Linked DNA regions of Homo sapiens: region 1 is linked to region 2. The links are chromatin contacts, found by Hi-C in ENCODE. All regions are on one chromosome and are shown on one strand. The core of a region is the stretch at or near the end of the contact, and the rest is flanking DNA. Distances in the headings are between cores, read along the strand shown. Region 1 overlaps OR2V2 (olfactory receptor family 2 subfamily V member 2). Region 2 has its middle 14 kb from the start of BTNL8.

Region 1 (4,737 bases), core at 1,431-3,930, 270 kb before region 2:
GTCAGATTGGATTGGGGTCCACCCTAGTGACCTCATTTTAGTGTGACCACCTCTTTAAAAGCCCTATGTCCAATACAGTCACATTCTGAGGGAAAGAGGGTTGGAGTGCTAAGATGGATTTTGAGGGAAACGTAATTCCACCACAGTAAGACCTTTCAGGCCTGAGATCTCCAGGTGAACAGAACGGCAGGGTCCAAACTGCAAAGGGAGGCTACGGGGGGTTTCAAAAGTGTCACCTTTAGGCTAGAGGTGGGAGGAAGTGATCTTCTGGGGCTGCTTGGCTGGTTGTTCCAATGCGTCCAGGAGGAGAAACCGGGTTGGCGCTGCCTTTGCCGCTTTGGAAGGCCATTCGGATTCATTTCCAGTGTTACACATTTCTGGAAGTGATGCATACCCAGGCCCTGGGCACAGTTTGGGGACCCACTCTGTGACCACAGGCCAGCCACTCCCATCTCTGAGCCTGTTTTCACATCAACAAGATGAGAGGGTGAATGAGATGATCTCTAAGGTTCCTGCTGGCTCTAAACTCTCAGCTTTCCTGTCACTGAGTTTCGCCCTGTTTCTAAGATTTCTGCTGAATATCCTGCCCTTCAGCAGAGTGAGTGAAAGCCAAGATAAAGAGCCAGTTTTCTGGGATGTCCTTCTTACAGGTGGAGAAGGTGGCCCATGTGACAGAGATGGGGCACTCACCCCCAAACGCCTCCCAGCATCCCCCCTGGCATAGCTCTTCTTCCTACCTCTTTGACCCCCTAGAGCCTTGGGCCTGGGGCACAGCAGGAGCTCACAGCTGTCTGTCATGAGAGTCATTCCACCGCTGGCTCAGCTGCTCTGGGCTGGGGCAAAGCTGGCCACTGTCTCAGAAGGACCCACATGGTGTCCCAGAAGACAGGGAGGGCCTTGGGAAGACTGGGCCCTGCTTACTCGTCTCAGGACAGAGTCTGGGTAAGTTGGCCAGAAAAGCCATTGTCATCATTTGAGCTGCCCCAAAGATAAGAGCTCAAGGAGCAAAAGTGCAGATTGGTATAAACTGTCACAGTGTCCTGGAGGGGGCCTCTGAGGTCAGTTGGACAAATGCCCACAGTGTCTTCTGGGGAAACCAGGAGTTGAAGGCTGTGCTGCCTGTGGGCCTCCCCCTCTGCTGTAGTCTCTGGAGGGAGGAGTGGGTGAGGAGGTTCCTAATCTGGGTCCTATCTGGAACCTCTTTCCTCCTGACTCTAGGTCCTGAGTTTAAGACACCGGTTTTCCCCTCTCAGCAGGGGCCAACTGGACTCCTGCATTCATTTCCGCTCAGGATTGGTCTGCACAAGGCCCTTCTTTAGCCTTTAAACTTATCCATGCCTTTAGGCTCATTTATCTGTTCCCTGCTATGCACACACTCAGTCATCCCCACCCCCATGTCTGCTGTGTGAGCAGGGCTGTGCTTGCCAGGGCACCTGGGTCTGTGAGGCTGCGGGCGCCTCTAGATCATCAATCTCGGCCTCGTCTCCTTTTTCCCCACTGGAATCTCTCGGCTCATCCACATGGCTGCCCATCCCCAATGACGATGCTCGTCCTGGCCCCACCCCCAATGACGATGCTCGTCCTGGCCCCACCCCCAGTGACGATGCTCGTCCTGGCCCCACCCCCAACGACGATGCTCGTCCTGGCCCCACCCCCAACGACGATGCTCGTCCTGGCCCCACCCCCAACGACGATGCTCGTCCTGGCCCCACCCCCAACGACGATGCTCGTCCTGGCCCCACCCCCAACGACGATGCTCGTCCTGGCCCCACCCCCAACGACGATGCTCGTCCTGGCCCCACCCCCAACGACGATGCTCGTCCTGGCCCCACCCCCAACGACGATGCTCGTCCTGGCCCCACCCCCAACGACGATGCTCGTCCTGGCCCCACCCCCAACGACGATGCTCGTCCTGGCCCCACCCCCAGTGACGATGCTCGTCCTGGCCCCACCCCCAGTGACGATGCTCGTCCTGGCCCCACCCCCAGTGACGATGCTCGTCCTGGCCCCACCCCCAGTGACGATGCTCGTCCTGGCCCCACCCCCAGTGACGATGCTCGTCCTGGCCCCACCCCCAATGACGATGCACGACCTGGCCCCAGCCCTGGGGGTTTCTTGGGGACATCCTAGGTGTGATCTCACTGGGTCTGGGCTGCCTCTCCTCACTGCCTCCTAGGAAGCCCCACCGCCTGCTCACTCTTCAGTCATCAGGCTCTGGCTGCGTCGCCCACACTTTCGGAACCAGCCTCTCCCCTCACCGCCCGGGGCCCTTCCTTCGCCTCCTGAAACAGCCTCCCCGGCCCTGCACCTAGTGTGGGTTTGGGCAAAGCCCCTGCATCCTTCTGAGCTCAGGGCCTGCCACAGGCCAAAGCCTTGGCCACCCCCGACGCTGCCCCCTGCTCCCTGCATTTCTGTGCTGGAGGGGCTGTGAGCGTGCGCTACCATGGCCAGGGTGCTATTATTTCACTCTGCCATGTGTGGAGTGTGGGGTGTCACCCTCGGGTGTCAGCTCAGGACCACACAGGCCCTGGGACAGGGATGATGGGAGCACGGTTGCCAGCTCCAGGGAGGCCCAGACCTGCCTGCCTGGGTCACCCTCATGTACGTCCCAGTCTGTTAGTGACCACAGTGGGTCTTCGGGAGACAGGCAGACCTCCCACACCCCTGAAAGTTGGGCCTGGGGGATGGCTGTGGGTTAGAGAGGAGGGCCTCGCCCACAGGGACCTCGGGCCATGGGCACTTCCCCGCTGCAGCCTCTGCCCTGCAGCACCCCCTGGCTCTGGGTGTGGCTTTTGAGGTCCCCACAATCACACCCATCCTCTGCCTGCAGGTGTTCCCCACCACCCTCCCATGAGCCCCTTCCCTGCACCTCCCCCAGGCCGTCCTCAGCGGGGCCTCTGCTGATCTTCTCCGCAGTCAGTAGGAGCTCCCACGGGGTCCTCCTGGGCCGACCTGTGCTGCCGCCACGCACCTCACTCTCTTTACTGTTGCCAGCCCCCTGCAGTCCATACTGTTATTATCCCCATGTGACAGATGAGGACACCGAGGCACAGAGAGGCTGGCAGCCTTGCCAAGGGCAGCAGGAGGGAGGCTGGAATAGTCTGGACCCCACTCCGCTCTCTTTTTCACCTACACTAGATCTGTCTGTATGGCCACATCCCTGGCTATTTCAGCCCAATACGATGGCACAGGTCACTTAAATAAAAAAGAAAACAAACCAATAAACAAACATAAGCGCCTGCACCTGCCCCATGCTGTCTGTGCTTTCTCCTCTGGTTGGGATCGTGGCTCTCTGCTGCCCTCCTGTGGCCGTTGGTTTTCCTGGGTGGGGAAGGGTGCTGGCCTCATTCACAACAGCAGATACTCATTCCTCCAGGGTCAGGCTATGGGGCTCAACGTGATCAGGACAGATCTGAGCCCCGTGGTTATGGAGATGCCAGCTTAGCTTTCATACGTGACACAAACACATACACAGTCTTTCCAAATGGAGGTGTAGAGCAATTTTTAAATTTAAAATTCATGTTTTATTTTTAATTGTTCTAGAGATGGGGTTTCGCTATGTTGCCCAGGCTGGTCTCAAACTCCTGGGCTCAAGTGATCCTCCTGCCTTGGCTTCCCAAAGTGCTGGGATTACAGACATGAGAAACCCTGTCCAGCTGAAATGGAACATTTCTAATCTGTAGAGATAGGATCTCTCTGAGTTGCCCTGGCTGGGGTGCAGTGACACTGCAGCGTCAGACTCCCGGGCTCAAGTGATCCTCCCACCTTGGCCTCCCCATTATCAGCTGGGATTATAGGAATGAGCCACCATGCCTGGCTTCAAGCAATTTTTTATATTCACACACACACACAAAACATTGACCTAACTGATTGCAATGAAGATTTGTCACATCTATGCCCCAAAATCACCCAATAAAATGAACAGACAACTTGATGGGAAAGGATTTGGTAAGGTAGTTGGCAAAAAAAAAACTGGCCTTGAGCATTTTAAACTGTTAATTATAAAAAATGTCAGGCATACACAAAAGTGAAGCAAGTAACAAAAACTCCCATGTCCCCTGGCAAGATTCTTGCTTCTTTTACTCTCCTGTGCTTTCACATGTTTTCTTTTTATTTTTTGTTTATTTATTTATTTACTTATTTATTTTCGAGACAGGCTTCTGCTCTGTGGCCCAGGCTGGAGTGCAGTGGCATGATCATGGGTCATTGCAGCCTCAGCCTCCTAAGCTCAAGCAATCCTTCCGCCTCAGCCTCCCAAGGAACTCAGCCTCCCAAGTAACCACGCCCGGCTGATTTTTGTACTTTTTGTAGAGATGGGGTTTCACCATGTTGCCCAGGTTGGTCTCCAACTGCTGAGCTCAAGCAATCCTCCCACCTTGGCCTTGGCCTCCCAAAGTGCTTGGATTACAGATGTGAGCCACCGCACCTGCCCCCCCCCCACATGTATTTCCTCTCTATATTATTTTCTTACAAATCTCTAACAATTACACATCTCTAAGTTTGCAGTTGCTCACACTGAGACTAGTTATGCAACTCTTGTTTCATAAGGAGCATTGATTAGTGAACTGAAGTGTGTGCCTGGACATAAGAGGACCCTGTGGAACCTTTTTGTGACATGGAACTTACCACATTTCTGGGTGCTAGTGGCGTTCAGTAGATAATTTTCAATGGAATTCCCTGGTCCTTGTGCGGGAAATGAATTAAGGACATCAAGCCTATGCCAATGAAATGCAATTA
Region 2 (4,689 bases), core at 563-3,062:
GGAATAAATAAAATCAGAAATATAAATGAAGACCATACAATACATGCCTCAAAAATAAAAAACATCATAATAAACAATTATGAAAAAGCATCTGCCAACAAATGGCACAACTTATAAAAGTTAATAAACTACTATAAAACAGTAACTTTTAAGAATAAATTAGGAAGAAATAGAAAGCTTGAACAAACTATTATAATAATAAATAAAGACACTGAAGAAGTAATTAGAAACCTTCCAACAGAAATAAAGCTTGGGACCAGATGGCTTTATGGCTGAATTTTACCAAACATTCAAAGAAGAATTATTACCACTTAACTGTCCCAGAAAATAGAGCTGGGAGAATACTTACAACATACTTTACAAGGCCAGCATCACTTTCACAACTAAGCAAGAAAAAGACACCACAATAGGTGTCTTTAGGCCAAAAAAAAAAAAAAAAACTATAGGCCAATAACTCATATAATGCAAAACTCCTCAGTCAAATATTAGCAAACCAAATTCATCAAACACATCAAAAACAGTATACGTCATCACCAAGTGGGATTTATCCTTGGCATGAAAGGCTGGTTAACATACTCAATCAATGTAATACATCACATTTACAGCACGAAAAACAGAAAACCACATGATTATCTCAATTGACACAGAAAAGTATTTGACAAAATTCCACGTCCATTCTTGATTTAAAAAACTCTTAATGGTCAGGTGCAGTGGCTCACACCTGTAAACCCAGCACTTTGGGAGGCCGAAGTGGGTAGATCACTTGAGGTCAGGAGTTCGAGACCAGCCTGGCCAACAAGGTGAAATCCCGTCTCTACTGAAAATACAAAAATTAGCCAGAGGTAATGGTGTGTGCCTGTAGTCCCAGCTACTCAGGAGGCTGAGACAGGAGAGTCACTTGAACCCAGGAGGCAGGGGCTGTAGTGAGCCAAGATTGCACCACTGCACTGCAGCCTGGGTGACAGAGTGAGATTCCTTCTCAAAACGAACAAAAAACTCTTAACAATTCATGTATAAAAGTAAAATTCTGGCCGGGAGCAGTGGCTCACGCCTGTAATCCCAGCACTTTGCAAGGCCGAGGCGGGCAGATCATGAGGTCAGGAATTCGAGATGAGCCTGACCAACATGTTGAAACCCCATCTCTACTAAAAATACAAAAATTAACTGGGCGTGGTGGCACACACCTGTAATCCCAGCTACTCGGGAGGCTGAGGCAGGAGAATCACTTGAACCCTGGAGGCAGAGGTTGCAGTGAGCCAAGATTGCGCCACTGCACTCTAGCCTGGGTGACAGAGTGAGACTCTATCTCAAAAAAAACTAGATATTGTGGGTCGCTTCTAAGATGGCCAAATAGGAACAACTCCGGTCTGCAGCTCCCAGCGAGATCAATGCAGAAGATGAGTGATTTCTGCATTTCCAACTGAGGTACCTGGCTCATCTCACTGGGACTGGTTGGACAGTGGGTGCAGCCCATGGAGGGCAAGCTGAAGTAGGGCAGGGCATCACCTCACCTGGGAAGCACAAGGGGCAGGGGATTTCCCTTTCCTAGCCAAGGGAAGCCATGACAGACTATACCTGGAGAAACAGTACACTCCTAGCCAAATACTGCACTTCTCCCACGGTCTTAGCAACTGGCAAACCAGGAGATACCCTCCTGTGCCTGGCTTGCTGGGTCCCATGCTCACAGAGCCTTGCTCGCTGCCAGCACGGCAGTCTGAGATCAACCTGCGATGCTGCAGCTTGACAGGGGGAGGAGTGTCCACCATTGCTGAGGCTTGAGTGGCTCACTGTGTAAACAAAGCAGCCAGGAACCTTGAACTGGGCGGAGCCCACTGCAGCTCAGCAAGGCCTACTGCCTCTCTAGATTCCACCTCTGAGGGCAGGGCATAGTAGAACAAAAGTCAGTAGGCAGCTTCTACAGACTTAAACGTCCCTGTCTGACAGCTCTGAAGAGAGCAGTGGTTCTCTTAGCATGGCATTTGAGCTCCAAGAACGGACAGACTGCCTCTTCGGGTGGGTCCCTGACCCCCGTGTAGCCTGACTGGGAGACACCTCCCAGTAGAGGCCAACAGACACCTCAAATAGGTGGGTGCCCCTCTGGGATGAAGCTTCCAGAGGAAGGATCAGGCAGCAATATTTGCTGTTTTGCAGCCTCCACTGGTGATACCCAGGCAAACAGGGTGTGGAGTGGACCTCCAGCAAACTCCAAACAGACCTGAAGCTGAGGGGCCTGACCGTTAGAAGGAAAACTAACAAACAGAAAGGAATAGCTTCAACATCAACAAAAAGGACATCCACACCAAAACCCCATCTGTAGGTCACCAACATCAAAGACCAAAGGTAGATAAAACCACAAGATGGAGAGAAACCAGAACAGAAAAGTGGAAAATTCCAAAAACCAGAGCGTCTCTTCTCCTCCAAAGGATCACAGCTCCTCACCAGCAAGGGAACAAAACTGGATGGAGAATGAGTTTGATGAATTGACAGAAGTAGGCTTCAGAAGGTCAGTAATAACAAACTCCTCCGAGCTAAAGGAGCATGCTCTAACCCATCACAAGGAAGCTAAAAACCTTGAAAAAAGGTTAGACAAATGGCTAACTAGAATAACCAGTGTAGAGAAGACCTTAAATGACCTGATGGAGCTGAAATACACAGCATGAGAACTTTGTGACGCATGCACAAGCTTCAGTAGCCGATTTGATCAAGTGGAAGAAAGCATATCAGTGATTGAAAATCAAATTAATGAAATAAAGCAAGAAGACAAGATCAGAGAAAAAAGAGTGAAAAGAAACAAACAAAGCCTCCAAGAAATATGGGACTATGTGAAAAGACCAAATATACATTTGATTGGTGTACCTGAAAGTGACGGGGGGAATGGAACCAAGTTGGAAAACACTCTTCAGAATATTATGCAGGAGAACTTCCCCAACCTAGCAAGACAGGCCAACATTCAAATTCAGGAAATACAGAGAATACCATAAAGATACTCCTTGAGAAGAGCAATCCCAAGACACATAATTGTCAGATTCACCAAGGTTGAAATGTAGGAAAAAATGTTAAGGGCAGCCAGGGAGAAAGGTCGGGTTACCCTCAAAGGGAAGCCCATCAGACTAACAGTGGATCACTTGGCAGAAACTCTACAAGCCAGAAGAGAGTGGGGGTCAATATTCAACATTCTGAAAGAAAAGAATTTTCAACCCAGAATTTCATATCCAGCCAAACTAAGCTTCATAAGTGAAGGAGAAATAAAATCCTTTACAGACAAGCAAATGCTGAGAGATTTTGTCACCACCAGGCCTGCCTTACAAGAGCTCCTGAAGGAAGCACTAAACATGGAAATGGAAAGGAACAACTGGTACCAGCCACTGCAAAAACATGCCAAATTGTAAAGACCATTGACACTATGAAGAAACTGCATCAATTAACAGGCAAAATAACCAGCTAACATCATAATGACAGGATCACATTCAAACATAACAATACTGACCTTAAATGTAAATGGGCTAAATGCCCCAATTAAAAGACACAGACTGGCAAATTGGATAAAGAGTCAAGACCCATCTGTGTGCTGTATTCAGGAGACCCATCTCACGTGCAAAGACGCACATACGCTCAAAATAAAGGGATGGAGGAAGATCTACCAAGCAAATGGAAAGCAAAAAGAAAAGCAGAGGTTGCAATCCTAGTCTCTGATAAAACAGACTTTAAACCAACAAAGATCAAAAGAGACAAAGAAGGCCACCACATAATGGTAAAGGGATCAATTCAACAAGAAGAGCTAACTATGCTAAATATATATGCACCCAATACAGAAGCACCCAGATTCTTAGAGCAAGTCCTTAGAGACCTACAAAGAGACTTAGACTCCCACACAATAATAATGGGAGACTTTAACACCCCACTGTCAATATTAGGTAGATCAATGAGACAGAAGGTTAACAAGTATATCCAGGACTTGAACAGAGCTCTGGACCAAGCTGACCTAATAGACATCTACAGAACTCTCCACCCCAGATCAACAGAATATACATTCTTCTCAGCACCACATTGTACTTATTCTAAAATTGACCACATAATTGGAAGTAAAAACACTCCTCAGCAAATGTAAAAGAACAGAAATCATAACAAACAGTCTCTCAGACCACAGTCCAATCAAATTAGAACTCAGGATTAAGAAACTCACTCAAAACCACATAAATACATGGAAATTGAACAACCTGCTCCTGAATGACTACCGGGTATGAAATAAAGGCAGAAATAAAGATTTTCTTTGAAACCAATGAGAACAAAGACACAACATACCAGAATCTCTAGGACACATTCAAAGCAGTGTGTAGAGGGAAATTTATAGCACTAAATGCCCACAAGAGAAAGCAGGAAAGATCTAAAATTGACACCCTAACATCACAGTTAAAAGAACTAGAGAAGCAAGAGCAAGCAAATTCAAAAGCTAGCAGAAGACAAGAAATAACTAAGATCAGAGCAGAACTGAAGGAGACAGAGACACAAAAAACCCTTCAAAAAATCAATAAATCCAGGAGCTGGTTTTTTTTAAAAGATCAACAAAATACATAGACCACTAGCAAGACTAATAAAGGAGAAAAGAGAGAAGAATCAAATAGATGCAATAAAAAATGATAAAGGGGATATCACCACCGATCCCACAGAAATACAAACTACGATCAGAGA

The links. A loop is a pair of places that touch in the nucleus more often than their neighbours do. Pooled maps may share reads with other maps.
Region 1: a pooled map shows a loop between it and region 2 (2.5-fold over the local background). The contact joins two enhancer-like sites. A Hi-C loop is called at or near these places in 12 of 168 maps with a recorded cell type or tissue (GM12878, GM13976, HepG2 and 8 more) and 11 of 50 pooled maps.

What each region holds. Positions count from the first base shown.
Region 1 is chr5:181,158,039-181,162,775 of GRCh38, reverse strand. It overlaps OR2V2 (olfactory receptor family 2 subfamily V member 2), which reads right to left. Exons shown (of 2, transcript NM_206880.2): 2 at 3,491-4,737. Among named protein-coding and RNA genes, the nearest start is that of TRV-AAC1-2, 3.7 kb to the left of the region's middle. RefSeq lists a silencer at 807-1,149 and enhancers at 1,010-1,179, 1,350-1,639, 2,214-2,393, 1,814-2,569, 2,570-3,326. Within about 2 kb of position 2,680, at least 21 of the 41 ENCODE cell types and tissues checked have a DNase peak (open chromatin) inside an H3K27ac peak, as active enhancers do.
Region 2 is chr5:180,883,199-180,887,887 of GRCh38, reverse strand. No RefSeq gene overlaps it. Among named protein-coding and RNA genes, the nearest start is that of BTNL8, 14 kb to the left of the region's middle. Within about 2 kb of position 1,812, at least 3 of the 41 ENCODE cell types and tissues checked have a DNase peak (open chromatin) inside an H3K27ac peak, as active enhancers do.